Linked DNA regions of Mus musculus: regions 1, 3, 4 and 5 are each linked to region 2. The links are chromatin loops, found by intact Hi-C in ENCODE. Cell type or tissue: heart. All regions are shown on one strand. Each heading gives the region's core, and the rest is flanking DNA. Links, peaks and the distances in the headings are about the cores only. Region 1 holds the start of Lrrc1 (leucine rich repeat containing 1). Region 2 holds the start of Gclc (glutamate-cysteine ligase, catalytic subunit). Region 3 has its middle 48 kb from the start of Klhl31. Region 4 holds the start of Rn7sk (RNA, 7SK, nuclear). Region 5 has its middle 25 kb from the start of Klhl31.

Region 1 (6,287 bases), core at 1,288-6,287, 210 kb after region 2:
CTGTTGGTGAATATTTAGTTGTTTCAAAGTTTTGACTAATATTAACCAAATTATGATGGATATTGATAAATAACTTACATCATGGATGGATCATTACAGCAGACACAAAGAATCTTCAAATTGTTTTAAATACTGCTTTCAACAGTTTACTTTCTTGCCAGCAGTGCTTGAGTGCTTGTTGCACTGTATCTTCACTAACACTTAGGATCCTGAGTGGTTTGTTTTGGTTTGTTGGTTTGTTTTACACTCCAGTGGCTAGATAGTGGTTTCTTGTGCTCATTTTAAAATTTACATGTCTGCACTTCTGAATTCCCAGTCATTTCCAGCTTACTGGATGCCACTTTGGATTTGTAGTTTAAAAATGTAATGTTTATACCATTCTACAAATAAAAGTCAGGAAATAAAATAACAAACCATTAATTGCACGTTTTTCATTCTCTCAGGGGAAGGGGTATGTTTTCTTTGTTGCATTTCTGTATCTAGCATGTGTCTGGTGAATCATGTCTACATTTATTATCTGCTGTTATGTAGCAAACACTCCTGAATTATGTGCCCCCAGTGGGGAGTTGGTTCTGAGTTATATAAGAAAGCATGCTCACTAAAGCACAGAAAGAAAGTCAATAAGCAAGACTCCCCCGCCTCCCCCATCATCTCTTCTTCAGTTCCTACTTTGAGTTCCTGCCCTCGCTTACCCCAAGGGTAAGATTGTGATCCTGACATTCAAGCCAAATAATCCCTCATCTCCCAGTGGAGGTTAGTTGTTAACTTGACACAGGGTAGGGTCAATTAGGAGGAGTGAATCTCAATTGAGAAGATGTCTCCATCAGATGGACATACAGGCAAGTGTGTAAAGCAATTTCTTGATTAAAGATTAATTGGAAGGGCACAGCTCACTGTGGTTGGTACCTCCCATAGACTAGTCCTAGGTGCTATAAAGAAGTTGAACGAGCCAGTAAACAGTATTCCTCTATGACCTTTGCTTCAGTTCTTGCCTCCAGGTTCCCATCCTGCTTGAATTCCTGCTTTGGCTTCCCTGAAGGATGGTCTGTGATCTGGAAATGTACGCCAAACAAATCCTTTCCTCTCCAGGATGCTTTTTGTCATGGTATTTATCCCACCAGTAGGAAACTAACTAGAACACAGAGTAGCCGGGATTCAAATCTGATAGTTAAGTCATGTGGATTTCGGTAGTTTTCAGGATCTGCAAAGCAGGTAAGCTGTTCAGAAACCACAATGTTTTTAGACATAAGAAGAAACACGATCACAACACAGAGAAGAATAAGGAATGCTTATTCAGGTTGGAATCCTTAAAAGACCAGACATATGTTAAAAACATACTAATCATTTATTAAAACAACCTAGTGTATTTCTGAAAAACAAAACAAAACAAAATACAACAACATTAAACTGAGTAGCTCAGCTTTCTATAACTTAAAAAAAAAAAAACCAGCTGGAAAACCCACAAAGTTAGTGACGTATCTTCTTGGATGTCTCAATCAGGAATCAGAGTTTTTCATGGGAGGTGGCAGGACATGGGCTTTATACACACTTCTGGAATGCAAGAATGAAGGAGGAGTGGAGGCTCAAAGTCCGCCTCAAGAATGCAGGCACCAAGTCAGGTTAAAAAGTGAAGTCAGCATAGTGGCAGGAATTAGGTACTGGCTGTAACCATCAAGTCTAGGTGATAATCCTGAGGTAAAAACAGGTCAAATTTCCTCCTTCATCAATCAAGACAAGAGATCCTCCTGATAGAGACGAAACCTTTATGTATCTCTCCCCCTCTCCCCCTGGGCAAGTGCCCTGTGCAGTTAAAAATACTGAAGAGACAATGAAAAAAAGTTTCAGAGCAAACTCTGCCTTGGTTACTAAGCAAGCTCAATTTTCAATCTTCTGCATATTGTGATGTTGGTGACTCCAGATTTGAGCTGAGGGAGCATAAGGCTTCCTTTGCTGGGTGGGGAGTCAGAGAAGACTCTTAAAACAGTCTATTAGCTATTGTATTTGGCCTAAAACGGAGTCATCAACTGTTCATGTGGAGTGAGTTTGGTTAGTTTGTATCGTTGACTCTGAAAACAGAAGAAAAGGGGTTCAAATGTCTGGCTGTGGTAACGGGAACCTCTGAGGAGCAAAGGAAGAAATTTGGGGCTCCCCGCCCCAAACTACAGCGTGGGTTGCAATCTCCCCTTTGTAAGACGCAGGGTGCTGTTGAAGAAATACAGGAGCCAGCTATTGGAGGTTCATCTGCCTTCCTGCACCAGTGCTTTCTGTACCTCAGCCCAGGTTAGCCCCCAAAGCACATCTGGCTAAGGTGGAGCTAATGCTGAAGCGCACCTTTGCCATCTCCTTTCTTCTCGGAGCATCTTTTAGAAGATTTTTGAAGACGGACATCCATGCTTTTGTTGGCACCAGGAAGTTGGTGACACGTACATCTCAGATAAGTCCTGCTCACCAAAGATGCTCTCAGGTCGTAGGGCCTGCCAGCGAGTGTGCGCAGACACAGGGCACAAACGGGGGTTAGGAGGAGGGGGTGTCGGAAAGCCAGAACCGACTCCTTCATTACCCCGCGCTCAAGGTACTCGGCGGGGCGGTACTTCCTGACCCCGGAAGAGAAAGTTGTTTTGGGGAAGGGGAGCAAGAAAAAAAAAAGCACGGTGAGTAAAATGAAAACTCCGAAGTTGTTCTGCTCCTTCTGGCCTTCGGTCCCTGCCCTCCTTAGGAGCTTTTTGGGGCGCGGCTCCCTCCAGAATCGCACACTGTGCGACTCCCCGCGGAGGAGAGGACCGCAGGAGCACCGTCTCCCGACCCTCCCGGGAGCCGGGTCTCCAGGAAAACCCGGAGCGGAGCATCCCCGGCCGGGACACGCCCTCTGCGTGCCGCCGAGTGCGCATGCCCAGTGCGCGGCGGCCGCGAGTAGGAAGCGGAGCGCGGCGGAGGGGGCGGTGGGAGGGGACGCTCGCGACTGTGGCGAAGGCGCGGGACGCGGCGAGGGTTCCCGCGGCTTCCTCAGAACGTTCGGGACGGTGGAGTCCTTGCGAGGCGCGAGCGAGCTTGGAGCCAGCAACGAGCTTGGAGCGGGCGGCGGGCGGGGAGCAGCGGGGCGGCCGGGCGGAGCGGGCTCCGAGCCCCGGGCTCCGCGGCTCGGCGGGACACGGCTCTGGTGGTGGAGGCGGCGATGTTCCACTGCATTCCCCTGTGGCGGTGCAACCGTCATGTGGAGGCCATCGACAAGCGCCACTGCTCGCTGGTCTACGTCCCCGAGGAGATCTACCGCTATGCCCGCAGCCTGGAGGAGCTGCTGCTGGACGCCAACCAGCTCCGGGAGCTCCCCGAGGTGAGTGCCCGCCTCACCTGGCGCGGTGGCCGGGTCCGTGCGCTCCTCCGCTGACTGCTTCGCTCTGGGAGACTCTGGCCAGCGGGGTCCCACTACTGCCCTCAGCCCTCCCTGTGCCCCCCTCCCCTGCTTCCCGATTAAACCCATCCTCCAATAAAAGTTGTTTTTCATTTATACCGAAAGACTTGGTATTTAACAAGTAGTTACATGGCTAGTGGAGAAACGTTCTGGTCCACTAAGTGGCTTAGATCCACGTCTGGGAACTAATGCCGGTTAGGTGAGAAGCCAGGTAGCTCACACTGTTCCCAGCTGGGGGCGACCATGCGCCCCATCACGCCCCGGGGCGATCGGCTAGCAGCCAATTCTCCAGCTAGTGGCTTGGAGCTCCTCATTTTGGGCTAACGCAGGTCCCAGAGGATGTGGGGACCCAGCAGCGCGAAAGTAAGCTTTAGTATATCTTGGCATCTGTAAGGAATGTGCTCCGGGCCTTATCTCTGTGGGCTATGCCCTGGAGAGATGGCGCTTGGTCCGCTTCGGTAGCCCCGTGGCCGCATTGGGGTGCTGGGCAGGAGGAGAACTGCTGCAGGTGCCCAGGTTCCCGCCGCTGGTGCACTGCGTGCGTGGACCTGTTGCGTGGTTGGAACTGCGATGAACGTGTGTAGTGGCTCCCGCTGCGAGTCAGCCCTGCTTGCTGCCTTTCCGCCACCACAGAGCTTGCTTGGGTCTGTCCTATCACTAATGCCATATCTTTTCAGAGTTGTTTATGAAAATTAATCATCTGCCGCACCGAACTTGGCCTGTGACAGATACTGATTGTGCTTCTAGGCCCTGCTGGGGTTAGACGCTGAACTTTTAACCCTTGAATTTGCCTCGGGATTCTAGCTTTAACTGTTAAGGAGGACGCATCCTTTACCCAGGTGTAAGGAGGAAGTAAGCCAGTGGCAATCCAGAGGTGCAGGAAATGGAAGTCCGCTGGGAGGCCCGGAGAGAGCCTAAAGGCCCGAGCCTCGGAATGCAAGTACCTTGTTTGTCCTTTGTTACCGCTGATGATGTCCTGCCATTTTCAAAGAAACTCTGATCAGATGTCTGGTTTGTTGGAACACGGACTGATAACGATCGCCAGTGCTGACAGAGTTTAGAAAATCACAAGTGTGTTTCTCTCAACATCTCGAGTGAAGTTCGTCTTGAATTAACTTTTCTTGGTTCCCATGGCCTCCTCTGTGTAATCACAAAGATTACCCTCACTCGGATCTCTGCAGAGCACCCCTCCCAGCCCTTAATTTAATTCAGTAGGAAAACCACCCAGATCCCTCAGGCATGTATTATTTTGCAGGCATTTTCAAACACATGATCTGGTTTTTAAGCTTCGCTGTGTTTTACTTAAGTGGGAAGCTCATTGCTTTAAGTTGTATAATTTTTGAAATGTAGCAAATGTTGCCTAATGCTTTGCAAGGGATTTGAAATAAAGTTACTAAAAGACTTAGTAAAAAGCTCTTGACTATAAACTTTGCAGTGCTTTCTGTAGACTTTGTGTTTATTGTGGAATTGGACGATTTCTTTGGGTTGGATTGGCTTTTCACTCCTTTTTGGAGTTTGTTAGATTTCCTCTAATGCTGGAGTTTTTGTTTTTTTTTTGCTTGGCGTAGAGACTCAGAGTTTTGGAAGTGTCAGGTATTTCTGCAGATGGTACATGATAACTCAGAGACTCAAAATTAGGTCTGATGGCATTCTGTAAATACTCTAAATAAACATTTCGAAACCAATGGGTGATGGCCTTCCTTATTGCTAAGTATTGCTCTAATAGCCTTAAATCAAGGTCCTGTAAAATGGATTCCTCTCTGTCTCATCTCACCCAGACTGTTGGGTTTGTACATGCCAGACAGGAACAGCAGCTACCTTGAAAGTCTGTCTGTTTCCTCAGCCTTTCCTTGGGCTAGCCATTGTTCATGTTGGAGAACTCGTAACTCATGGCTATCGCTCCCTGGTGCGTCTGGCTTCTAACTCCAAGCGCCTGTCTGCTCACCACCATCTCACCCCTCTTGCTGGAAGGCTTCAAAGGTTCTTGGTGTGCTGGCGATGACCGCTGTCTGGTTCATTGCCTGTAATTTGGGAGCACATCCGAAAGGTAGGTATACACTCTACCTGGGCAACAGGCTTTGGGATAATGATAGATACCTACACTCCACTGAAGGGTCTGCCACCTCTCATTTGCTCCAGCATTTTCATTTACAAATTGAGACACAGAATTGCAGTGATTTTTCCTCAGGGCTCTGCACTTTGTTAGATGCAGTGTTTGGCTACCTCCATGTATTGAAGTGTCAGACAACTGCAGTCACACTGAACACATAGGATGAGTCTGGCCTGTCTGCTTCTCACACCCATGAAACCTGAGCTGTTTAGTCCCTCCTTTTTTTGAGTCATGTGACTTAAACTTGGCCTTGTTAAACATTTATTGCGGTACCATTCCTTACTAGTTATTAGGAATATAGAGATTAAAGAAGCTGTGATTCTTATGAGCTGTTCCCAGTCTTGTGGGGAGACATGACTTAAATACTGATGTGAGTATGAGGTGGCCCGCCAGCCACAGACATGTTGGTAATAACTTACCTAATGTACGACCCAGGAGCAGTCGAGCATTGTGGTGGCTTCTCCGCAGTGCAGGTCAGGATCCTTGTCTTGAGCTTGCCTTTGGTTGGGTGACAGTCATTCTGTCTGACTGCTGCTAGATTCATCTGGCTTCAGCTGTCCCTTCACTAGATTCTTCTGTTGTCTGCACTAACAATCTCACTCTTACCTCCTTGAAGTGCCTGCCCGCCTCTGTTCTCCCCTGTAAGCACGGGAGCCCCAGCCCCGTGCCCAGGAGGTCTTGCTCAAGACAGTTACTTTTCTAGAATTTTCTGTCATCTCCTCTTGGCCTTTAGCTAACCTGTTGATTGTCCGATGGAAGTATTTCAAA
Region 2 (6,374 bases), core at 1-5,000:
TAGCTCAGTGGCAGTGGTACTTGCTGAGCATATCCTTGAGACCAAGCAGCAAACTTGGAATAACTCGGTTTGGGGAAGACACTCTGAGAACGAACTACTCTATCTGGTTAAAAACATCTCAAAATATTTGCTTTCTTTTTCCTGCATTTAAAACTTTTTGTTTAAATTTCTATTAACACATACTAATTATTTTTCAAGGTCTCATCTTTACCACATCTGAGGCTGAGATGAAGAAAGAAGACACAAATAGGGCTTAGATAGGCTATGCTCACTCTGATGGTGTGGCGCCAACTACAGCAATAACTGAGAATCTCTACATAGGAGCGGGGAATTAGCTGGTCTTGTGAGAGGTCTCTGTAGGTGAGTAGTTTTAGGATGTAACACTCACACTCAGACCAGAGGAAGGCTTTGCCGTTCTGAGCCCGACTGGTATGGGAAAGGACTTGCCAATGTCCCCTGAGCCTGAGGCTTTGGTCCTCATTCCCTCACAGCTTTATTCACTCCCGCACGTCTTGACGTCGTCCATACATCTGTTTTTTGCGGTATGTCCTGACAGCTCCGTGGCCTGCATACTGTAAGTGCTGTAAAAGGGGATTTGGGAGCATGCCAAGCATTGCAAATATCTAAAACTTTAGAATCAGGTTTCAATTCTGCTACTAAATAACTGAAAAGGCTTGGCCAAGCTGACAGCAATTTTTTTTTCTTTTTAAGTAGTAGCTACACTACAGGATAGTGGAGATTAAACCAAGGGTCTTATGCATGCTAGAAAAGAACTCTCTAACTGAATTATGTCCCTAGCTTTGCATCAGTATTTTATTTGTCTGTTTGTGACAGGGTCTCTCAATGTAGCCCTGGCTGTCCTGGAACTTACTACATAGTCCAGGCTGGCCTCGAACTCAGAGATCCAACTGCTTCTGGAAAGGTGTGTGCCACCATGCCCAGCTTCCTCCAACAGTATTTTAAAATACAAACACTGAGCTATAAACAAAACCTGTACCCGAAGACTCCTCCTTTCCCACATCATCCTCATCGGGGAAGAAGAAGAATTCTGGTTCTTTGGGTTAGAACTTCCATTACCCAAAGAACCATCACAGTAAACGGTGCCCAGAGTTAGGAGCTATCATACTAACAGTGAAATAGGCATGTGGAGAAAACAAAAACAAAAAACAAAAACCCAAGCAAACAAACAATCCTATCCAAACCGTCCACACTCAAACTGTAAAAGCTGTAACTGGGTTCGAGTCCCAACAGTGAGTCTGGCAAGCAGCAAACATGGTTCTTTCTGGTGTGGAGATTTAAACACTGTCCTCATACAAGGAGCAGAATATTTCTGAAGTGGCAGGCTCTCTTCCAAACATAGCTATGACCAGTTTTAAGGCTTGGCTGTAGCTCTTTTTGTTTTTTACCAATCAAGTCTATGTCCCCCATAGATACAATGTCGACCTTCCTAATGCTGAGACCCTTTAATACAGTTTTCATGTTTTGGTGACCCCCACCATAAAATTATTTTCATGCTACTTAATAACTGTAATTTTGCTACTGTTATGAATCTTAATATAAACACCTGATATGCAGGATATCTGATATGTGACCCTCCCATTGTATTTGGTACTGTGCCTATCCAGTGCAACACACCACATCTAAAACACTTCTCCCCGGCAGAGCTAGCCTCATCTCCAGGGCCCACACCACCCACCACACCTTCTCCCTCTTATCTACTTAGTCTGTCTCTCAGTTACTCTCTTCAGACATCTCTGTGTGACAGTAAGTTCCCACTGTGCACAGGGACTTGTGATAACTTCTGCTCTTGTACATAAGGCTGACATCATCTTCTGGGCATGAGACTGCCAGAAGAAATATAAAAGTACCACAAGAGAGGCTAGGTGTGTGTACTCCAAAAGTCATGAAGCCCCTGGAGGGGAGAGACCAAGGCTTCACTGAAGTGTCGTTCAGGAGCACCAGAACGGTGGGGGCTTCTCCTTACCATCTAGGAACTTCTCACAGTTCTAATCCTTCCAGTGTCAGGCTATTTCAAAGGAAACGTCCAACACTGGAAGGTTGGGGGGGGGGGGGAATCAGTTCATAGATTTTTTTTTTTCTTCTCATATGTTTACATTTTTTTCCATTTTTTATTAGGTATTTAGCTCATTTACATTTCCAATGCTATACCAAAGGTCCCCCATACCCACCCACCCCCACTCCCCTACCCACCCACTCCCCCTTTTTGGCCCTGGCTTTCCCCTGTACTGGGGCATATAAAGTTTGCAAGTCCAATGGGCCTCTCTTTCCAGTGATGGCCGACAGTTCATAGATTTCTATGTAACTTATGACAAGAATATTTGCAAAAAGAAATTTGGAAATGCAATATCAGCAGGCGCTAAGTTTTCAAGGGATATTGCTGATGTCATCTAATGTAGGAACAGTGCTAGCCAGGCAACTTACTGTCGGAGGATTACCTGTGGAGTCCAACTTCTCTACAGACCTGCCTAGCATGCTCTGTTCAGGAAGTCTTAACTGTCAGGCAATGATGGTGTACACCTTTAAGCCCAGCACTCAGGAGGCAGAAGCAGGCGGATCTCTGCGTGAGTCTGTGGCCAGCCTGGTCTACACAGTGAGTTTCAGAACAGTCAGGACTACACAGAGAAACCCTGTCTTTAAAAACAGTGTTAATTGGTTGAAATGCTGGGCCCAACATTCTCCCCCTATACAGACAGAATACAAGTGCACAAGATTGCCTGGCTTCTTCAGTCTCCTTGATAAGGATTGTGGGGAGGAAGGTAAACTTGGTACCGACTCTATTCACCAGATCCCGTCACGATGGAAATGTGTGGTACACCTGAGGTCCTGCTCTGCTGTTCCTCTCACACCACTCACTTTACTCGTCTGCCATGGGAAGTCTCTCCAAACAGGCAGTTAGTTGTACATGCTCTTCCTGCCAACAGGGGGAGCGTTTTTTTTTTTTTTTTCTAAAACAGAAAGAAGGATCTGGATCCGGGAGGTTCCTGGTTAGTAGAGAAAAGGCAAGGGGCATGGTGAACCACTGTGCTTCGACTGCACTGAACATCTGCGGATGAAGTTCAACTCCAAATGGTTATAAAGACATTCATTTGTTTTTATTTTTGTCTTTATGGAGTCCTAGCAAGACAGCGAAAAGTAAATTTTTGATTGCTCAACAGTGGCTGGTTCCATGAGAACCTTAAAGGACGCCACAATTTGCTGCTGCCAACTATATATATTTCCTAGTTAGGCCCTAGGAAAAACAAGTGGATAAAACCCATAATATCCCTGCCCTGTATATGATACACGGAACACAAATGAAGAACTGTCAAATGTAAATACACAACAAACTTTGGACTAAAACTGGAGAACTGCCAAACGAGTGTGTCCCTTTCCTGAAAGAAAATGTGGTGATAGACAATTTTTTTTGTAGGAATATATATTAGTCCTAATACTTCCTTAGGCCAAGCATAATTCTTTCAGCTGCAGATGGCAGAATCATCTACCAACATTAGATACAGAAAAACTAACTTTTCGCAAGCTAGTCTATGCCGGTACAGCAACACTTTGAAACTTAGCCCAAGGATAATACTAAACGATAAATACATACAGGAGTGGCACGCTATCTGCCGTAAATGCCAACCCCACACAATAAAGGTCAGACTCAAGAGGTTATTTAACTTTATGTATCTTTTTATCAATGTGCTTATTTAAAAATAGGGGATGCACACACAAAAAAATGTTTTTAGCGTTGCCGCTTTCAGATGGTTCGAACAAATGGGTCCCAGAGATCATGCACAAGTTTTAGCATTGACTGGTAACGCTTAGCTGCTGGCTCTAACCAGTCTTACCTAACCTCTAAGTTGTAAGCATTTACAGTTAAACCGGATAATGAAGTCTCCCGTCTTTTAGGAAGACAACCCCAAGTCCTTAGGTCTAGCAATGTATTTGTTGCAATGTATAACTCTAAAGTTTGCGGACAGATGTGAGATGTGTCAGGCGTTTAAGAAAAAGAGCTAGAGAAAACCGAGGGCCGAAGCAAACACCCTGGAGATTTGAAACGTGATAGCAAGCCAGCCGGGCAAGTCGGTCCTGTACACACTCATCTCCAAGGCGAACAGTGCGACCGGACGCCGGGAGGCAGATATTCACACTCCTCCCGCTCAGGCCCTCCCTGTGTCCGAGCGGCTTGCCTCCCGACAGGAATGAATGAGCCCGAGTGGCCAGCGCCGAGCCCGGGCCGGTGGCGGGGCCGCGGGCGGCCTGGCCGAACAAAGGCGCGCGGGCTCACCTCGTCACCCCACTTGAGCACGTCCTTGTGCCGGTCCTTGACTGCGTGGTAGATGTGCAGGAACTGGAGGATGCCGTGCCTCCGCACGTGGTCGGCGTGGCGCTGGGTCTCTTCCCAGCTCAGTGGCGAGCCTTGGGACAGCAGCCCCATGGCCGCGTCCTCCTCCCGGCCGCAGCTCCGCTCTGGGGGCGCCCTCGGGCCGCGCGGCGGGCGTCCCGTCCGTTCCCGCTCCGGCTCGGACCCCGCCGCGCGGTTGACAGCCCGGGTCGGGGTCTCTCGCCGCCGCCCGGTCTCGCGCTCCCACGCCGGCCCTGCGGCCCTGGCCGCCGCGGCAGCGCTCCACTCGGCGCCGCCGGTGTCGTGCACGGGCTTCCTACTTGCGACCCAAAGCTGCGGCGACACAGAGCATGCCCAGTTCCGCGCCTGCCGCTCCGTGCGCCGCGCTCCAGATTTTATAGGCTGCGGCGGGGGCGGGGAACGAAGCGGCAGGTCGTGGGTGGGGCCTGGGGCGGGGGCGGGGCTGAGGCCGAGGGTGTCCGCGGGGGGGCGGGGCTGTCTGCGAATAAGGACTGAAAAGTCTGGGTCCTAAGAGAAAACTGGGTCAAAAAAAAAAAAAAAAAAAAAAAAAAAAAGGGAGGGGGGGAGAGGGAGAGAGAGAGAGAGAGAGAGCTGAAATATCTGAATATCTGTTCAACTCTGTACTGGTAGAAAGGGTATAAAGTTAAGAGTAATCCTTTTTTTTTTTTTCTTTTTTCTTCTTGGTTTTTCAAGACAGGGTTTCTCTGTGTAGCCCTGGCTGTCCTGGACTGGCTTTGCTGGACTCGAACTCATAGAGATCCTCCTGCCTCCCATGTGCTGGGATCAATTATGTGCACTACCACGCCTGGCTGAGTAATACTGTGTGAGTGTGTGTGCGTGTGTGTGTATGTGTGGTTTTTCGAGACAGGGTTTCTCTGTGTAGCCCTGGCTGTCCTGGAACTCACTCTGTAGTCCAGGCTGGCCTTGAACTCAGAAATCTGCCTGCCTCTGTCTCCCAAGTGTTGGGATTAAAGGCATGTGCCACCACTGCCTGGCTGAGTAATACTTTTTAATAAATGTTGTACGACTCCACATGGCATGGATATGCATAGAGTTGATTGCTGGTTATTTACATGCGTCCATGTATGGGCAGGGATTAGATATATGTATATCATCATTGTAAACCCTGTACGTTAACTATTTGCCAATGGGATCTCTGGTCGGCACAGAGATCACTCACTGTGCAAAAGAGGTCTTGTCTTGTCTTGTCTCCAAGTGTGCAGTGTGAGAAGTTTCTTCAGAAGTTTCCCCACCTTCAGAACCGAAGGTCCATCCAGCGGTGGTCATTCTATTGCTCAGGAGAGCTTTACCCTGAGTGCGGAAGGCTCTGGGAACTGGATTCCGTGGGAACGAAGGGAAGGTACCTTGCCCGAATAGTTATTCGATTAATGTTTTGCAACTGTATAAATATATGCAGTAACTAGATGATCCATTCATGTACAGAGGGCAGAAAACATTTATTACACCCTCCCCCCCCCCACACACACATTGTAACTACATTTTCAACATGTAGTTACTTAGAGACAAGATCTCACTAGATAGCCCAACCTGGCCTTGAACTCCAGGCAGCCATCGTGCCTCAGCCTCCTGAGTGTTGGGATTAGAGGCATGGACTTCCACATTTGCTTTAGATTTAATAGTTAATGAACACTCATCACAACATTCAATGAACACTAATCGATGAATGCATGATAGGAATATTTCCTCATTGAATGAGGCCATCAAAGAGCTTGGGGCCACAGATACTGAAAGTGTGGCTGTGATTTGCACAGTGGAATGCATTTAAGTATGTGCACAGGTTAGATGGCATCTAAAACTGAGGAGACATGATGCTGTCTCTCTCTCGCACATAGCTGGAATAATATTCTTTTAAAAAACCATTCTAACACCACCACCACTCAATCTTCACTACTTACTGCCCACTACCTTATTGTGTCCTCCCCACCATCCTTGCTAGGTTGTTAACTATGTTCTGATCCACCATTCTTTCTTCTTTTCTGGGTGCTGC
Region 3 (6,440 bases), core at 946-5,945, 72 kb after region 2:
TACAGAGTGAGTTCCAGGACAGCCAGAGTTATACAGAGAAATCCTATCTCAAAAAACAAAAACAAGCAAACAAACAAACAAAACAAAAACAAAAAACAACCCCCAAAAGAAATCAAATGGGTACCAACAACACCACTCTAAAGAGGTGGAAATCCCCCCATAGTCCGTAGTTGACCCATGATGTAAACAAACAAACAAACAAACAAACAAACAAACAAACAGCAAATGGAAGGACAAACCTCAGTCTCTCTCTTTGAGCAAGCGTTTCTTTCTAATTGTCTAATTTACTAAAACAGGGAAAGTAGGGAGCCATTTAGGGGTATTTTTATTTTCAGTTTGTGACTGGAAACAGCCCTAAACTGAATTCCCTTCTTGCTTTTAAGATGCAACAAAACTAGGGTATCTGGGTCCAAGCTTTCTTACAACAAACGCATCTCATTTTTTTAATACTTGCATAGAATAAGGCCCCCCTGGAGTCTTTGAAACAAAGCCATAAATCCACAAACCTGATCCAACTTAAATGTTCCACATTCAAATGCAACAGCAGAAATTAGTATGTAAACTAGAAAGGAAAAATCAAAATAAAAACAAAAAAACAAAAAAACCCTCAGTGTCAAACACCTAGAATGTTAAAAGTGTTGTCTATATATGGTTTATGTATGAGTTTTTTTCATTGCGTGTGCATGTGCGTGTGTATACAGATATGTGTCTCCCACACAAATGTCTTGATTTTTTTTTCTTTCAAAACTGCTCTCTTAGTACTACATTGTCAGATATGGCAGCCATAGGCATGTGTGGGTTTGAATACTTTGTTTTCACTAAGTATAATTCAACTTATGCCGCTCAGTCGCATCCACACTCTTCTTTAGCGTGTTCATGGACCACAAGCACCCCGTGCTCCCATTACTTGTAGGAGACATGTGTGGTGGGAGTCCTACAATCAGAAATGCTAATGGGACACACTGACATTTATTTTTGGTGTTGTAAGTACAGTAGCACATAATGAAAAGTATTATCTCTCTCCTTTTTTTTTTAAGCAGTCTATTTCTTACTCTCCACTCCAATCTATTTAAGCTCTCTGCACTCAGAATGCCTTTGGTAGTAGTTTAATTACGTCTAGGTGCCTTCCATTCTTTCTTTCTCCAGCTTCATTGACAACAGTGGCCAGCTAAGAAGCCTTCATAAATTTACCTTCTTTCAACTAGCTTGTACACACAGAGTTAATTAAAAAAAAAAGTAAATGTAAAATCTCTTCTAAAACCTAGAAAAACACCAAAATAAAAGTTGAGTAAAGGGCTGAATAGACAGCTCAGAAGTCAAGAACACTGTTTCTTCTTCTAGAGGACTTAGGTTCAATTCCCAGCCCAACATGGTGGCTCACAACCATCTGTAACCCCAGTGCCAGGGTGTTGGAAGCTTTTTAATGACCTCCAGGGGCACCCCGTAGATATATATTGCAGAGACACCCATGAAAACAAAACACCCATGCATAGAAAATAAAAACAAATAAATTGAAAAATAAATAAACAAATTGGGGGGCGGGAAGAGTTGAGCTAAATCCTACTAGAAGAGAAATACCCTAATTAAGAGCCAGTCCAAATGCTTGCTTACTTTTTTTATCTCAGAAATGAAGATATTTCACAATGGGAAGAACTTGATGCACTCTTAATTCTTTTTAGATATTTTAACACATTTATCGTCGTCTGCCCACAGTTAAATTGATGAGAAGAAATCTTAACCTTTGTTATTTGTGAATCAAGGGTTGGAAACAGAATCTTTGCAAGTACAATCAAGCTGAAGTGAGGTCATTATGTTGGGCTCAAATGTGATATGGTGATGTTTTTGTAAGAAGAAAATTTGGCCCTGGAGACCAAGAGAGTAAGGAGAATGCTATTTGCAGACACAGAGGCACACAGGGAAAAGCTAATCATGAGAAAATGGATAGAGATTGGAATGATGCATCTATAAGCCCAAGAATGCACAGGGTAGCTACCTGACAGCTGCCAGAAACTGGGAGATGAACACATAGAAGGAACCAACCTTGCTGGATTCTTAATGTCGAGTTTATAGCTTCCAGCTTCTATGAAAGAGCCTAGTTCTCTCATTTCAGGCCTCCCAGTTGATGGGAATCTCAGGAAACTCACGTACTGCACCGTGGCCAAAGTAAGCCAAATTCTGTAATGTGCTAGGAACATTCTGGTCCTTGCTGTTTAGGGATGTCAGTGGTGAGAGCACAGTTAGTAACCTGGCGGTCTTGGCAGGCTATTTCTTTTCTCTGGTTTCACTTTTATTTATCTTTCATTAAGATAATCTGGGGCTTCTAAATGTCAAATGGAAAGTGGCCATTCTAACTTTTCCTCTTTTTGTTGTGTGAATCCAGGGCTATTGCCAAGGGCAGTTTGGCAAACTGTCAAGCACTGATAATATGACTGACAAACCTGATATGTCAGCGATTGTTCTACTGTATTAGCTTTTTTGAGTACCATGAGCTCATAAAACATAACAAAGCATTGTACTGTCTAAACTCTTCAGTGTTCATGTAACTCCTATTGTCTTAGTTTGTGCCTGTCAGAGGAAGCTTTCTGATGTCTTTGTTCTCTTTCAATGCCCTTCCCCTTAATTTGATCTATATTTGATGACTCAAATGGGAATAATACCATGTACCTGGCATATCAGAAGCATACATACGCACTGATAAAAGCAGTGTTTCAGTGTTATACGCGCCTAAGAGGCTCACTATAGAGTCAGAGGTAGGACATTTTTGCAGGAAGCAGTATTATAGTAGCTAAGATGTATCGCCTTGATCTCTAGCTGTTTGACAGAGGACAATCCTTTTCATTAGATGACTGAAATCCTCATTGTTGAGCTAAGAGGCCAAATGATGGTCTCAGCTAAGATTATGAACTCAGGTTATATGGCTACAAAGTCTTTATCCTTGGCTTTCTGCTGGGATATACTCTATACTAACCTGAACATTGAATATTTTCTTTATCAAAACCCAATGTTTCCAGTATCCTTTTCTCAGAATGCAAAATCTGGCTCTATAGAATGTGTCAAGGTTGCAGGATTTTTCTTGTGTTTAGACACTAGGTCTTATAAAATGTCACTCAGCTGGTTGAGTGACTAGGGCCACGTGGGTACCATATAAAGTTACATTTTCTCCAATTCAGTGAGAGCACCCGTAAAATCAAATTTAAAATAGTAAAACTGGTTATTGGCAAGTTTGTCTAGTTATGTACTTATGTATACTTGAAAAGATATCAAGGTAGAGGATGTAAGCCCAGTACGTCTTTTGGGGAGCACCTACATTCTAGCACCACCTGCTGTCAAAATGGCCAACAGAAGAAAGATTGAGACAGAATTGCTTCGAGGACAAGGCTGAAATTCCACCTACCTCACATTCCTATGTATAATAAAAATGTCCTGAAATTATTTTCATAGATAATATAACCTCTAAAATACATAATTGAAAAGGTGAATATAAAGTCAAGTAATGCATAAAGAATAAATATAAGGAAGGGATATGACAATGTCAGTCTGTTCTTCATTGCCAGAGGCAACCGTGGCAACGTCCCATCAAATGCTCCCTCTCATTCCTGGGATCCCTGAGAATGCGGCTACAAATGTATCCATCCCTGTCCTGATGTAGGGGTGAAAAGCTCACACTCATACTGAATGCGGCTACAAATGTATCCATCCCTGTCCTGATGTAGGGGTGAAAAGCTCACACTCATACTGAATGCGGCTACAAATGTATCCATCCCTGTCCTGATGTAGGGATGGAAAGCTCACACTCATACTGAATGCGGCTACAAATGTATCCATCCCTGTCCTGATGTAGGGATGGAAAGCTCACACTCATACTGAATGCGGCTACAAATGTATCCATCCCTGTCCTGATGTAGGGATGGAAAGCTCACACTCATACTGAATGCGGCTACAAATGTATCCATCCCTGTCCTGATGTAGGGACGGAAAGCTCACACTCATACTGAATGCGGCTACAAATGTATCCATCCCTGTCCTGATGTAGGGATGAAAAGCTCACACTCATACTACATGTGACCCTGTCACAGATCTGATTTTTCCTGGTGATGAATATCTAGGTGACATCCCAAAGTGGGGAAAAAGTTACTCTTCACTTGATTAAATGAGAATGTTGTCAACAAAACATATAATTTCCCTTATGTTAGGGCCATTGCAGAAATAGCAAAGGATAATGGCCAATATTGTTAGCTTAGATTGAGAAATACTAATGTGCTAGCTAGTTTTTTTTGTTAATTTGACACACACAAGCTAGAGTCTGGAAACAAAACCTCGACCGAGAAGACACCTCCATCAGCATAGTCGACAGGCAAATCTGTGAAGACACTTTTCTTGTGTGATGATATGGGAGGGGTTCTCACCTACATCAGATGTGCCAGACCTAGGCAGACAAGGCTTAGATGTTATAAGAAAAGAGGTAGTGTACGCCATGGAGAGCAAGCCAGTAAGTGGCTTCTGTTTCTGTTCTGCCTCAAGGTTCCTGCCTTGAATTCCTGTCCTGACTGCCCTTTGTGGAGGACTGACTGTGGCCCAAGAGGTGTAAGTTGAAATAACCTCTTCCTCCCCCTGCTTGCTTTTGGTCAGAAGCAGACAGCAAATGAGTACAGCTAGCATTGCTTAAGCACACTTCTGGATCTCCCTTCACGGATGTTCTCAGGACGATTAACCAAAAGGAAGAGCCACCCCGAATGTGGGCACCACCATCCCAATAGTCTGGGAAGCCAGAAAAAATGAAAGGGGGTGGGGAGGAAGAACCGTGCTGCCAAAGACATCCTGTCTGCTTCCTGTCTACCGTGTGATGCGCCCCATTTCGGGCTCATTTCAATAGAAACAGCCAACTAAGGTCTAAAGCCTTTGAAATTCTGAGTCAAAATAAACACCTATGCCACATATTTACCACATCTGTGATAAAAACTAATGTAGACGATGTGGATCACGAATGTGAGTTGTGATGGTGAGTTTGTTTACATGGTCTTATTTACGTATTCATTTATTTTTTAGTTAGCATAGCTAGGCTATTTTCATGCATGTGTATTATTGGACTTCATGTCTAATTACTATGCTTTTTGCAAGCCTATGTCCCCTCCTCTCACAGGTCCACTTCCTGCTTTCAAAGAGCTCCCCCCCCCATTCCCACTTCATGTTATGTACTATGTGATATTTTAATTTTAAATCTCTCATTACTTTGTTTTTCTCTCCTCTACCCGCCTTCAGGCCCCTCCTCCCACCACCCTTCCACACTTTTATTCTTATATCTTTCATATATAAGTGTGTATATTTATGTATTCATGATATACATGCATATATTCCTCACATAAGAAAAAAAATGTGGTATTTGTCTGAGTCCAGATTATTTGTTGACCATGATGATCTCCAGTTCCATTAATTTTCCTGAAAATGATATAATTTCATGCTTAGCAGCTGAATAAAACTTTGTTGTGAAGGGCTGTGGAGACAGCTCAGCTACTGAAATGGTTGTTGCTTAAACATATGGACCTGGTTTTTAGACCTTAGAAGCTAGGTTGCAGGTGCCTTCAATCCCAGGGCTGGAGAAGGGAAACCATAAGATCCTGGGACTCACTGACCACCCAGCATACTCTTAGTCAGCGAGCTTCAGGTCCCAGTGAGAGGCCATGTCTCAGAAATAAAGTGGATGGTATCTGAAGGGTAATGACACCGAGGCCTCTCATCTTGGCCTCTTTGGCCTCTATATCTTGTACTTGTTCACACACGTGCATACACACACATACACACACACAAACACACACACACACACACACACACACACACACACCATGCAAAGCTTTTCCAGCTTCTAGTAGTTTAGTTTATTTCTGGGCATTTAAAATTTTTAATTATTGTGGTTATTTACCTCTTTGGATAAGTTCATCCCTAGATATTTTAAATGAAGCTACTGTAAGAGATACCAAACACAAGTCTTTTCTATTAAACACTGTGCAACTTGTGTTTAGGACAAGGAGTTAAAAATTTCAACTCCCTCACTTTGTAAGACTTTTATGCAAATGTTTTAGTCCTCTCCACTGAATAAAATTGTGAGGTCAGACCCTAGTCAGTGGGGAAAAGACACTGCCATCACCAGAGTTAGAATAAAACCCAAATGCACTTGTTATCTTGGTGTGTGTTCCCCTTTGCAAGCACACCCTCTCATTCAAGAATAAATCTTGCCATGTCCACTTTCTTTGCCTTCTGAATCTCATTTCTAGCAGTAGTATGAAAGAGATTGTTTTCCTGATTTTTTTCTGATCGTGTTCTAATCATGTTTGTCATGTAGGAAAGATCCTGAGGTTAGTATTTTTTGTTTTTTGTTTTTTATTTTTTTGAGATCCCCTATATAGCTGAGGAAGACTTTAAAAATAATGTTATGTTCTAGTCTA
Region 4 (6,440 bases), core at 605-5,604, 420 kb before region 2:
AGACACAAACATCTTGAGTGCTGCGCAGGTGTACCAGGATACAGGTGAATCCAATTTGATGGAGATTTGCCCCTGCTGCCCTGATTAGCTGAAGCTGCATGCCTGGTGAGGTGGCGTGGCCTGCTGTGCGTGGATGGGAACTGAGAGTATAAAAGGAGTGAGAGGCCCAGGGTTCGGGGGAGATATAAAAACAAGGGAGATATAAAAACGAGGGCGATATATAAACAAGGGAGATATAAAAACAAGAGAGATATAAAAACAAGGGAGATATAAACAAGGGAGATATAAAAACAAGGGAGATATAAACGAGGGAGAGATACAAACAGGGGAGATATAAAAACAAGGGAGATATAAACAAGGGAGATATATGGAGAAAGAAGAAACAGGACTGAATAAATGTGTGCAGAAGGATCCTGTAGCAGCGTCGTTCTTCCTGGCCAGTTGAGCGCGCGCAAGATACCACAATGCTGAAGGTGGTTTTTAAAAGCTTTTTTCAACTTTAAAATTCAGTGGGGCACAGTGGTATGTGACTTTAATCCTAGCACTCAGAAGGCAGAAACAGACAGATTTCTGTGAGCTCAAACTAACCTTGTCTACATAGTAAGACTTTGTCTCAAAAACAAAACAACCAACAATAGTAGTAGTAGTAATATAAAATAAAATTCTATGATCAGTCTTTCCAGAGATTACCAAATTACACAAAAATTTCCATAGATTTTTCTTGAAAGGAGACAGAACAATATGTAGGGTACTCCTTACCTGTTGTCAGAACTTGGGCCTGGACATTTTCTTTATTTCTTTTATTCATTTTATGTATATGGGTGTTTTGTTTCTGCACTCCAGAAGAGGGCATCAGATCCCATAGTACTATAATTATAGATATTTGTGAGCTGCCATGTGGGTGTTGAGAATTGAACTCAGGACCTCTGGAAGAGCAGCCAGTGCTCTTAATGGTTGAACCATTAAGCCCCTGGTCTGGGAAATATTCAATATAAGAAGGAAATTGTTTCTGAAACCGGCAGTCACACCCTGATGATGACTGCTCTGGTTGCTGGCGTTCCCTCCCTGTTATTAGTCTATTCTGAGATTTGTATGAGAAGCGCCTCACCCTTGTAGGTATTGCTGGGACACGTCCCCACTGGCAAACTGTGTATAGACTTTGTTCCGGTGAGTACAGTTACGAACAAAACTAACAGGAAACCTCTTTTCATTTGCCAGTGATCTAAGAATCTGATCTGAGGGCCAGAAAAAAGAAATCCCAAGGCTATGTCTTCATTACTTTTTATTAATGAAAATCTTCCAAAATAAATAAAATAGATTATAAACAGGCAAACACATCAAAAGCGAAGCATCCATAGATGGTGAAGTCCGAGAATTCTGGTCCAAACTTCTAACACAGCATTTACTTTCCCAAAGAAAAGAAAAGGAAGGCAGAATGTTTGCAAGTTTCTCTTCTAGAGACAAAACGGTCTGGAGTAGAATCATGTCTGCAAGACTCAGCTGATTCTGACCAAGACAGTTCTGTCCGTGGCCCCTTGAAACCTGTTTGGTATAAACTGGTGACCTCACACAAACTGACTGTGATCCTGAGTCGGTGCAGAATCCAAGGTAGCTGAAACTCTGGTCTTGTCCTTTTATTCCTCTCTAAGCATGGTTAATTAAGAGGGTACTTTAGAGTGAGTTCCAGGACAGCCAGGGTGATACAGAGAAACCCTGTCTTGAGAAGAAAAAAAAAAAAGGGTACTCCCGACTCTACGGCAGGGAGAGGGGGATGGGCTCGAGAGAATACAGAAATGGAATCATCCTTACTTATCTGCTGTAGGTCAGGATGAGACCATGAAATTGGGAAGAAAAAATTATTTCTTGGCTTGCATTCACTGTACTCCAGGGATGCATCTAGAAACACACCTCCTAGACTAAATTAGACCCGATGAGTCCTAGGTGTCTTGGGAGGGACAGGAGTGATCTAAGAAGTCCAAGTTACAGGTTGTCCCCACTGGTCCACCCCTCTCGTTTCCCATTTCTGTGAACATTGGGACTGATGGCAGTAACCCAGACCTGACTTTAAGTCAGGCAACATGTATATATAGGGGTTTGTAAGAATAGATTTTTTTTTTTTAAATCAAAGAGAGACAACAGGTAAGGGAGATGCCCTCTACAATGAACTCCTGCGTGCTCACAAGCAGAAGCACATGTGTACACACATGTGGGGCAGTGGGCATGGGGAATAAAGGGGTCGGAGAGAACCCAGGTCCTGTCAGAGTCCCAGTGCTCCTTAACCATTGTTTTCCAAGGAGGTCATTTGGATATCCTGTTCCTCCTGCTGTGACATTGAGAAAAGCAAAGAAACACCTGTTAAAACAACAACAACAACAACAACCAACCAACCAACCAAACCACAAATAAACCAACACAAACAGTTCCCCCAATCACAAGGTAGAAATCGGGCATATCCAAGGCATAGGACTTTCTGTGAGATAAGGGACTAGACTCAAGAGCCAAGGACAAGGTGGGGGAGGCGGGAATTATTCCCAGAGAATCCTCATTGATGGTCTCAATAATTACGTCAAGGGGTTGAAACAAGGAAAAGGCTGAGAAACCATCCTAGCCTTGGGGAAACTGAGGAAACATGACTAGATACACTGTGGGATACTGGATTGGTAAGAGGACTTTAGTAGAAACACTGAAATCATAATTAAGTCTGCTGCCCATTTACTTGCACACCAGTAACACTTTTCTTCTCAGTTTATCATGGTTATGTAAGGCGTTAGCACCCGGGAGGACTGAGGGCTCTGAGGTTCAACTTTACAACATTTTTATAAATCTCAAGTTATTCATAGTGTAAAGTCTACAGACCTTGTTTAGAGCAGCACCGAGACACATTAGTAAAAACTCCGCATGAGACAGACTGCTTTGAGGATAAAGCCTTGCAGATTTTTTGGTGGGTGTGATAACCTTTACCCGTTGGAAATAAATACCAAATCGTGGCACTCCCATATGAAACTATGTTAGGAGGAAAGACTCCCACAAACCAAGAGGAGGCAGGAGACATACCAAGCACACCCTAAAGCTGCACACATCCGGGTAAGGGCTGCACACAGAGTTATGCAATGTTTTGTTTGCTTGTATCTGAAAATCTCCACAGGAAGCTGAAGAATAGAACAAAAGCAAAACTTGCACTCGCAGGCCAGGAAACAAGGCTTCCAACCGTGCAACGCAGGTACAGAAAATTCACCTAGAGGGTGTATAATCAATAAAACTGACAAAATTTACATTACTTCCCTTTGTCCTTATTACCTGTTATCCCTCGTAGAAACCAAGGGTAACTTAAAAGGGGTAATGAATCCCGTTAATTACATCTTAGTTCAAAGAAAAGTCCCTAACAGGAAGGATCTTATGGCTGACCCGGACCAGTAGTGATGCGAAGAGAAGGCGTATTGTCTGGCTAATTTGTGAAAATACGGTGGGCTGGGTACAGCTCCAGCGGCAGCTAATGCCCGTCTCACGAACTCCATGCGACCTCTACTGTTAGGACAGTGGAGCTTGTGCCTCGACGTCACGATGGCTTTCGGCCTTTCTGGAAAACAAACGAACCAAACTAAACCAAAAACCAAACAACAAACCGAACAAACAAAAAACCCGAACGCAGTACAGAGCGGTAAAGCAAAGTCCTATCTTCATCCCAATTTTCTGGACATAACTGAATGTTCAGGATTTGGGAGGAGTGTTTTATTATTGTTGTTGCGTTTTCCCTCGCGCATTAAAAAGATGCCACCATTTTAACACGTGAAAGAAAGGACAGAACCCTTAGCCTTGGTTTTCAGTGTGTCACTTTCACATTCCGATTCAGGGAAGCTGGGGGGCATTCGTTGTAAAGGTATTAGCCTAGCAGTGCACATTATAAAGTTCTTGGACTTTGAGAAACTCAGGATTTTCCAAATTTAGCTACAAAGGGCACGGGAAGCCAACGGAGGGCCGGGTGCATCACACTGTTCTAGGAATTAGCTTTTTACTCGCTTCGGTGTGTCACTTCGGCCACAGAGGGAGACAGACGATTACGGCCCACGGAAGGCCGCGTGAGTCTCGTGAAGCTGGAGATGCGCTGGGTCTACCTTTCGCCGTCCGCTCCGCCTTGGCAGAGGCGCCGACACGCACCGAAGGCAGAGAACCCATCTCGTATGGGACCGCACCGGACACGGGCGCCTGGGCCAGGAGCAGAGCCGGGCCGTAGAATAGACATGGCCGTCGGGGGCGGGGCTTCGGAAGGTTTAACCAATCCAAACTGTTGTATTTTGCATAGCCCCAAAGCATTTTGGTTAACAGTAAAAACATCCTAAATTTAAGTATTTTAATTTAAACTTAGAACGAAGCGAGTATAAAAAGGATTATTTAACCCTAAAACGGATTCAGGATTTGTTATAATATCAAGTACAGTCGGCTACATAAGGTCACCACATGTGTAAAGTTACAAAATTCTATGGCCTTATATACCTACCAAGAGCCTGCTTACTCTCGGATGTGAGGGCGATCTGGCTGCGACATCTGTCACCCCATTGATCGCCAGGGTTGATTCGGCTGATCTGGCTGGCTAGGCGGGTGTCCCCTTCCTCCCTCACCGCTCCATGTGCGTCCCTCCCGAAGCTGCGCGCTCGGTCGAAGAGGACGACCTTCCCCGAATAGAGGAGGACCGGTCTTCGGTCAAGGGTATACGAGTAGCTGCGCTCCCCTGCTAGAACCTCCAAACAAGCTCTCAAGGTCCATTGTAGGAGAACGTAGGGTAGTCAAGCTTCCAAGACTCCAGACACATCCAAATGAGGCGCTGCATGTGGCAGTCTGCCTTTCTTTTGTAGTTCCTGCAATTTAATTTTCGTTTAAAACTTTATTTTATTCTTTAACTTAAAAAAAATATATATTTTTATTTTTTTAATTGGGTATTTATTTCATTTACATTTCCAATGCTATCCTATCCCAAAAGTCCCCCACACGCTTTCCCACCCACTCCCACTTCTTGGCCCTGTCATTCCCCTGTACTGAGGCATATAAAGTTTGCACGACCAAAGGGCCTCTCTTTCCACTGATGGCCGACTATGCAGCTAGAGACAGGAAAAAAATTTTTTTTTAATTAAAAATTTTTTAAATCTTTAAAAATTCTGTTATGTTAATAGATGTAAATAGAGATGTAAATATGTTTAAAAGGTGTGTGTGTGAGAGAGAGAGAGAGAATATGAGTTCAGGTGAAGGTTCCAAGCAGTCGTAACAAAGATTCTGTCTGGGAACAGTTCTACCCCACCTCTCTCTTTCTTCCTTCCTTCCTTCCTTCCTTCCTTCCTTCCTTCCTTCCTTCTTCCTTCCTCTCTCTCTCTCTCTCTCTCTCTCTTGTTTTAAACATTTATTTAGTTACTTGTTTGTTTGTTTCAGGTTTCCTCTGTGTGGCCCTAGCTGTTCAGGGACTTTCTCTGTAGACCAGGGTAGCATTGAATTTAGAGATCTGCCTGCCTCCCAAACTCTGGAAATAAGAGCATGAGCCTATTTACCAGTCCCTGCTTAAATTTATTTATTTAAAAAAATGTTATTAGGACAAATGCTATTACACTCGAAAAGGCAAACACCCAGGACAGGTAGGCTGTAACTTTAAGCTGCTGAAGGAGGAAAATGGAGAAGGTAATGAGCAAAGTCATCCCATTTAGTCTAGCACGGATAAGTGGCTTCATGGTGGGAGAGGGAACTTTAGAGAAAGAGTAAGAAGACCCAAAATGCTGGGGAAGCCCAAGCATTATGGAAGCATGCTTAGATTAGAAAAGAGAGAAGAAATCACACTTTTCTGTATAATTTAGAAAAGCAGGCAGATTGGTGACCCTGTAGACTGACATTCTGAAAATGAAAAGACAATGTCTCATTGTAAGGCTAATTGTTCTGCCTCATTAGCATGAATTACAGTAAACTCCCTAGAGTGGTTCTTTCACTGAGTGATTGACTTGGCCCAACTAGCTCATCAGGTTCTATTCTCTTGACCAGAAGGAATTTTATCTTAATACACGTTTATTACTACACACTAATATCCATCCCCCTCAAAAGGTAACCCTAACTAAAAATCAGGGATTAGCACCCTCATTAACACTTCTGGCAAGGACAAGGCTGTCAAGAGGCCCCGATATCATTTTTAGTTTTTAGTTTTTATTGCATTTTAACATTTTTATTTATATATGCACCACATGTGTATCTGATGCCGGAGGAGCTGAGAAGAGTGTGTTGGATCTCCTGAAACTGGGAGTTCCTGATGGTTGTGAACCACCAAAGGGTTGCCAAGAACACAGAACTCTGGTCCTCTCTAAGTGTAACAAGTGCTCTAAACCACTCAGCTGTCTCCCCAGTCTTTCATTTCTGGCTCTTAGCCAAGAAAAAAAAATGGTTATTTTTCTTGGGGTCTTATTACCCTAAGC
Region 5 (6,440 bases), core at 761-5,760, 150 kb after region 2:
TAGGCAAAAGACATATACATAAACTAAAAGTAAATAAATCTTAAAAGCAATTTTAAAAACATGAACACATACATACATAATCTTAGAAATCACAAATGAGAGAAAAATGTTCATTTGTCTTTAGGAGCCTGGCTCAATTCACTTAGTATGATTATCTGCAGCTTGTCCATTTTTTTATGGACACGTAGAATTCCATTGCATAAAATACTTGCTTTGGCTTATTCCTCTGTTGTTAGGCAGTTGGTTTAGTTCCATAATTTAGCCATTATGAAGAGTCCTTCAATAAACATCAACGTGAGTATCTTTGTGATGTGCCCATTTGGAATCCTTCAGATAAATACTCAGGGGCCATGCAACTGGGTCCTGCAGAACTATTTTTCGTGCTTTGAGAACCCTCCATAGTGAGTTCCATAGTGGTTGAACTTGGTTGCTTTTCCACCAGAAGTGTATAACGGAATCTCTTGTCCATATCCTCACCATCATTTTTTCTTATTTGTTTTCTTGGTGAATACCATTTTGACTGGGGTAAAATCAAGTTTTAATGTAGTTTCAATTTGCATTTCTCTGATGGCCTAGTGAAGCTGGACATTTTCCCATATACTTATTGGCCATTTATAGTCCACCTTTGGAGCGTGGTCTGCACATTTCATTAGCCATTTTATTTATTGTTTAGTTTTTTGGTTTTAGTTCTTCGTATATTCTAGAAATTAATTCCTTATCAGATCTACAGTGAGCACAGACTTTCCTCCCTCTCTCTAGGTTGTCTCTTCAACTGCTTCTGTTGTTGTTGTACAGCAGTTTTTAAGTTTCACGGGTCCTACTTGTCAATTTCCGTTCATATTACACTCATTACTTCCTTTAATCTCCTTTTGATACAAAATGTCAGAAGCAGTAGTAGCATAAAAGTATACAAATGGAAAATATACATATATTTTCCACTATAAAAGAAAAAAAAAGCTGTGGGTGGGGGAGCAGCTGGTGAGATGGTTCAGTGATTAAGACCACTGGCCGCTCTTCAGTTACCACAGGGCACTTCACAACCATCTGTAACTCCAGTCCGAAAGGATCCAATGCTCTCTTCTGGTCTCTACAGGCACCAAGCATGCATATGGTACACAGACATACATGCAGGCAAAACACCCAAGGCTGTGTGTATCTATGTAAGCATCTTTATGTACCGAAATATCTTTACTAAACAGAATCATTCCAAGCATAAGGGTTGGTTGGCAACATGTTTTGTTTTGTTTCACTTTAGGGCACCAGACTTGCCAAAGGAAAATACAGAATTCCCAGTTAAAATTTTAATTGCAGATAAAGAATAGGTTTTTATAACAGAAAATGCACCAAATACCCCAAGATATATTTATTCTAAACAATCACTCTCTATTTGTGATTATTAATCTACACTTTAATTTGATTATATTTCTTTTGTGTGCTAAGTAAAAGGTCTCTGTTTAAATGCAAGTCCAGATGTCTCCTGAAAACTCAGAGTCCTTTGTAGGATGTACTCGGTCTTCGCAAGAACCTGTGCATATCCTGAGGCCCATCATTGACTGAGATCGCATGCTCTATCTGCTGCAGTCTGCATGCCCTGTGCCATGGCTGCAACCATCTGAATTCTTGACGCCAATGGCCAGACATTGTCTCTGGTGCCCCACCATCTCTAAACCAAGCCCATGGTCAAAGAAACACATCCCATCTAGATTCGAACAATACTGATGACCAAGGCAACACAGCTGCTTGTTTCCTCTATGTCTATGACACTAGAACACACACATGGGAGATTATTTTGTGATTTTTTTTTTTTTTAGATACAATGTATTTTTCAATCTTAACATTCCACTCTAGTGGCAAATTCTCCGATTAGGTTACATTTTCATTAGAAATGGTGAGTGTTCTTATATATTGCCCAGTTTGAGGCAGAGAAATTTGAGAGTAATTCACTTTAAGAATGAATTTCTCCTGGGTAGGCTTTTATTTGTTTTTCTGAAAGTCCAAGATCTAATTGTCGGACTTAAATGATGCCATTTAACAATCAGACTTTGGCCCCGAGGAGCAGAGCCAATATTGTACTGATCACAATAAAGTGTGACTCACCTCGTAATTTCCAATACACCCTGGGAACCAGAAAACTGAAATAGGGAAAATGTTAACAGTCCTTAGATAGCTGCTGTTAAATCCAGAGAAAGTGACTCATAGGGATTTAGTTTCCCAGGAGACACAGGTGAGTGCAATTAGCCCCTAGAGGCAGAGGTGGTGATTGGCGAGTGGAGGGCAGAGAAAGGGCCTGTAACACTCTATCCCAGGCTTTGCTGGTCACTGCTGTCCTCACTCCCATTCTCCCAACTCAACAAGACAAGCAAATCTTTCATTTGACTCCAAACTCACTTCTGCTGGACCCGGGAAAATGGTGATAATCTGTACGTATCAGTGTTCCATGATTCTGTCCTGTAAGTGGTCCCGTAAGTGGTGCTACGTTACAGTCTGGGACATTAACTTTGAAACCCTTGGCATGCCATTTCTTGGTCTCCATTTTTCAGAGAAAAGCTGTTGCTCCTCTCTGCTAGGGACTTCTTGCCTGTTTAGTCTTCTTGAGCTTCAGTGTGTCTTACCATCTTTGCTTTGTTTTCCTGATGTTCTGGCACAGGTACACAGGTAAAGGCAGGTGCACACACGTGGAGGCCTGTTAAGTCTCAAACCCTGGTAGGCCTTAGAGTTACACAAAGTAGGGGAACCCTAAGACTCCTTACACAGAGTCAGGCCACCTTCCAATGTTACACTGTCGAAAGGCCAGGTTCAGGAAACTCTTCCTGTGGCAAAAAATACAAAGAAAACTGCCAATGGAAAAAATGATAATAATAATAATTATAATTTCTTCCTAAGAACCTATCATCCTGGGCCTGTTTTTTTTTGGGGGGGGGTGGAATTCCAATTAACATTTTCCTCTCCATTCGAGAACTTTTAAATCTAGAACTAAGAGTAATGTCAGGGGAGAAACACTCAAGGATGCGCGGGCATCGTATCTGGAAGCAGTTTTGATCAAGTGCTTGAAGGCCGTCCAGTGTGAGCTTATACAAAAAGATAACCAAACGTTTTGAGAAACAGTATTCCAAAGGCTACCAGGTATAGAGCAGAGTAACCAAGCATGAGACACACAGATACTATGCTTATTTTTATCTATTAACTATAAAAATAACTATTTATTTTCATATTAAAAGGATAGGTTTGCAATTCTGGATCTTAGCATTTGTACCTAAGAGGATGTGACTGTGGATACAGTAATTTAAGATTCCCTGTCTGTGAGAATATATTCTTCCTTACAGTTTCATTAGGTTGCACACAAAAATGTAAAGATTAGAAAAACTTTAAAAATTAAGAGTATAGAGCTTATAAACAGAAGGATGAAAAAAACATAATCCAGAAGACATCAGGGAGAGAGAACACATGAAAAGAACCATATATTCAGTGCATAATATATACTATAAAAACATCCTTACATAACCCAGTACAATAAATACACACAGTGAAATCTTTTTTTTAAAGTAACAAAATGGGGGCTGGAGAGATGGCTCAGAGATTAAGAGCACTGGCTGCTCTCCCAGATTATCCTGAGGTCAATTCTCAGCAACCACATAGTGGCTCATGACCACCTGTAATGAGATCTGGTGCCCTCTTCTGGTCTGCAGGCATGCATGCATGCATGCAGGAGGAATGCTGTATACATAATAAATAAATAAATCTTTATTTTTTTTAAAATAACAAAATAGAGGCATATATGAATAAATTTTATCCATGACCACAACAAATACAGTCTTGTTTTCAAAACCTCAAAAGGGAACCTATCTATAAAGTGCCTCCAGTCTTGCAGGGTGGCCTTGAAGTAGTTCCCAAATGGCACAAAGCTTGGTGGCTACCTCCTGTCACACTGAACAATCACTAAGGCCAGGAAATTGAACACAGGTACGTAGCAATGGGGGGAAGGGGAACTGGGGGTAGCAACCAGAAAGTCCCAGATGCCAGGAAAACAAAAGCCTTCCCAGGACCCCACAGGGATGACATTAGCAGAAATACCCTCTTACACGCGTTCTCAAGACCGGCCAGGAAGAACGCAACAAACCGGAATCTTCTGCGGCAAAACTTTATTGCTTACATCTTCAGGAGCAAGAGTGCAAGAGAGCAAGAGCTCTATTGCTTACATCTTTAGGAGCCAGAGCGCAAGAGTGCAAGAGCAAAAGCAAGAGAGAGAATGGCGAAACCCCGTCCCTTTTTAAGGAGAATTATTCTCCGCCTACGACGTATTACTCCCTGATTGGCTGCAGCCCATCGGCCCAGTTGTCGTCACGGGGAAGGCAGAGCACATGGGGTGGAGAACTACCCTTGGCACATGCGCAGATTATTTGTTTACCACTTAGAACACAGGATGTCAGCGCCATCTTGTAACGGCGAATGTGAGGGCGGCTCCCCACAATACCCCACAAAGGGGAGGGAGAACTCGTCAAAACCATATGCAAAAGTTAGGCATGGCCCTCAGGGTTGAGGGATGGGGCCACCCACCCATCTCCAAATTTTTAACCCAGAATTGCTCCTGTCTAAAGGAAACACAGGGACAAAGAGTGAAGACGGAAGGAAGGGCCATCCAGAGCCTGCCCCATCCCCCATTTCTAAAATGAAAGTTTAAGGTCCTAAATCAGAGCCAAACATCCAAAACTGGGCTTTCCTGTTGCAATTTGTGTGTCCTCTAAGAAAAGCAACTAGGGGTCAGGACTCACTGTGACCCTGCTACGACTGAGTTTTTGGTGACTGCCCATTGCGGGGCACTCACTGTGAGTGAGTCTTTCACTTGTGTGCTTAGAGATCTAAAAACCACATGGGATTTTTTTTTTAACCGCTAACTGGGATGTCCTGCTGTGGTTTGAACTCAGAGACATCAAGCCTCCTGTTTAAGAACAGTGTGTGTGTGTGTGTGTGTGTGTGTGTGTGTGATAAAGCTGGGCTTCGTTTTGTTGACTCCTTGGTCTCCTGTTGATGCGGAGGCCAGTCTCCTCTATCCGCAGGGGATGAGGATCGTATGAGACATGTTTAGGAATCACTGTCTTCCGAGCACACAGATAGAGGCATGTTCATGCCCCTGGAAGATGAACTCAATTCTATAGCTTCTCTCTCCTCCTCCAGATGTCAGAGAATGGAGCTGGAATTCCAACTGTCCAGCTCCAATATGGCCAGCTCTTCTGTCGTCCCCCTTCCTCACCAGAAGCTGACAGAAGTCCTGCTGAGAGTCACTGCCTTTCTGGAGTTTGAGTCCCGGCAAAAGAACTGTTCTGACACTCGGGAAATTTCAGACTCCTCAGTGTATGTCAGGAAGGTGGACATGGGGATCAAATGAGTTCTCTAGTATGCTTCAAAGTGTTTGAATCAAGCTATGTATTTAAAACAAGTTAAGTTGGTGGTTGCAAATATTGTCTTAATAAGTAGAACCCCCCACGGAGGGCAATTCTATAACATTTACCAAAATTAGAAGGCTTTTTGAATTCTGTATCACTGGCATGCCAGTTTCACGTCAGGAATTTTTTCTGCATGACATTTTCTATGTGTAAGGTTGGTTATCAGAATAATGCCCAATTTTAAAAAAAATGAGAGAAATATTACATATCAATAGAAGACTGATTAGAAATTATATTATATTTGCTGCTTTGAAGCCCCACAGTAACTGAGACACTTGCACATGTGTGGCTGGGGACGACGCTGGCTGGTGCAGTTCTCAGGAGCAGAGGGAAGTGGAGGACCCGCGGGGGAGTGAAACCCCACAGTCGTTCCAGCCTCTTAGCTTCCTGATGATGTGAGCGGTGATTCTCAGGAAGAAGCTGACAATTTCTTCAGTTGGTCATGGTAGTACATGCCTTTGATCCCAGCACTCAAGAAGCAGGTAGATCTCTGTGAATTCAAAGCCGGCCTAGCCTGGTCTACACAGTGAGTTCTATGATAGCCAGGGCTATTTAAAAAGACCCTGTCTCAAAGAAAGGGGGTGGGGGGAGGCACAGAGATTGTTGAGCTGTTAAAGGCTAGGCTGGAAACCAAAGCCTCAAGAAATTATAGCAGTTCCATAGGAGGGAATAATATGCAGCTTTAAAAATTGATGATGATTTCTGTGCTTTGCAGGACATTAAACGATGCGCAGTGGGCCAGTGAGATGGTTCAGCAGCTAACGGTGCGTGCTGGGCAAGCCTGCTGACCTGAGCTCCCGTCCTGTAGGACAGAACTGACTCGGTGCACAAAGTTGCCCTCTGATCTTCACGTGGAAGCTGTGGAGTGAAAAGGACTCCGGGATCCCGGCCGGAGCTTTGGATTTGTTGCTTTGAAGCCCCACAGTAACTGAGACACTTGCACATGTGTGGCTGGGGACGACGCTGGCTGGTGCAGTTCTCAGGAGCAGAGGGAAGTGG

The links. Peaks named below come from ENCODE experiments on the same cell type or tissue, not always from the same donor. Only the 100,000 strongest peaks of a DNase experiment are listed, where the experiment ranks them.
Region 1: it touches region 2 in a loop (7-fold over the local background); 12 of 42 quality-filtered maps call a loop at or near these places.
Region 3: it touches region 2 in a loop (1.9-fold over the local background); 4 of 42 quality-filtered maps call a loop at or near these places.
Region 4: a loop joins it to region 2, with 2.9 times the contacts of the local background. A loop is called at or near these places in 2 of 42 quality-filtered maps.
Region 5: a loop joins it to region 2, with 2.9 times the contacts of the local background. A loop is called at or near these places in 3 of 42 quality-filtered maps.

What each region holds. Positions count from the first base shown.
Region 1 is chr9:77,541,509-77,547,795 of GRCm38, reverse strand. It overlaps Lrrc1 (leucine rich repeat containing 1), which reads left to right and starts at 2,944. Exons shown (of 14, transcript NM_001146048.1): 1 at 2,944-3,331. The coding sequence starts at 3,173. In heart, for the core only: a CTCF peak has its summit at 3,634 (motif pointing right); DNase peaks (open chromatin) are centred at 2,865, 3,675 and 3,855; H3K4me3 peaks cover 3,010 bases; H3K27ac peaks cover 2,576 bases.
Region 2 is chr9:77,752,874-77,759,247 of GRCm38, reverse strand. It overlaps Gclc (glutamate-cysteine ligase, catalytic subunit), which reads right to left and starts at 4,713. Exons shown (of 16, transcript NM_010295.2): 1 at 4,289-4,713. The coding sequence starts at 4,438. In heart, for the core only: CTCF peaks have their summits at 2,928 and 4,392; a DNase peak (open chromatin) is centred at 4,707; H3K4me3 peaks cover 2,493 bases; H3K27ac peaks cover 1,619 bases.
Region 3 is chr9:77,682,009-77,688,448 of GRCm38, reverse strand. No RefSeq gene overlaps it. Among named protein-coding and RNA genes, the nearest start is that of Klhl31, 48 kb to the right of the region's middle. In heart, for the core only: a CTCF peak has its summit at 3,344 (motif pointing left); no DNase peak of the experiment used is centred there.
Region 4 is chr9:78,173,708-78,180,147 of GRCm38, reverse strand. It overlaps Rn7sk (RNA, 7SK, nuclear), which reads left to right and starts at 4,515; the gene lies at 4,515-4,846. C920006O11Rik (RIKEN cDNA C920006O11 gene) reads right to left here and starts at 4,234. Exons shown (of 4, transcript NR_040401.1): 1 at 4,113-4,234; 2 at 3,406-3,577; 3 at 3,055-3,149; 4 at 1,266-2,323. In heart, for the core only: CTCF peaks have their summits at 834 (motif pointing right) and 3,521; DNase peaks (open chromatin) are centred at 3,507, 4,217 and 4,567; H3K4me3 peaks cover 1,423 bases; H3K27ac peaks cover 1,509 bases.
Region 5 is chr9:77,608,232-77,614,671 of GRCm38, reverse strand. No RefSeq gene overlaps it. Among named protein-coding and RNA genes, the nearest start is that of Klhl31, 25 kb to the left of the region's middle. In heart, for the core only: a CTCF peak has its summit at 3,672 (motif pointing left); no DNase peak of the experiment used is centred there.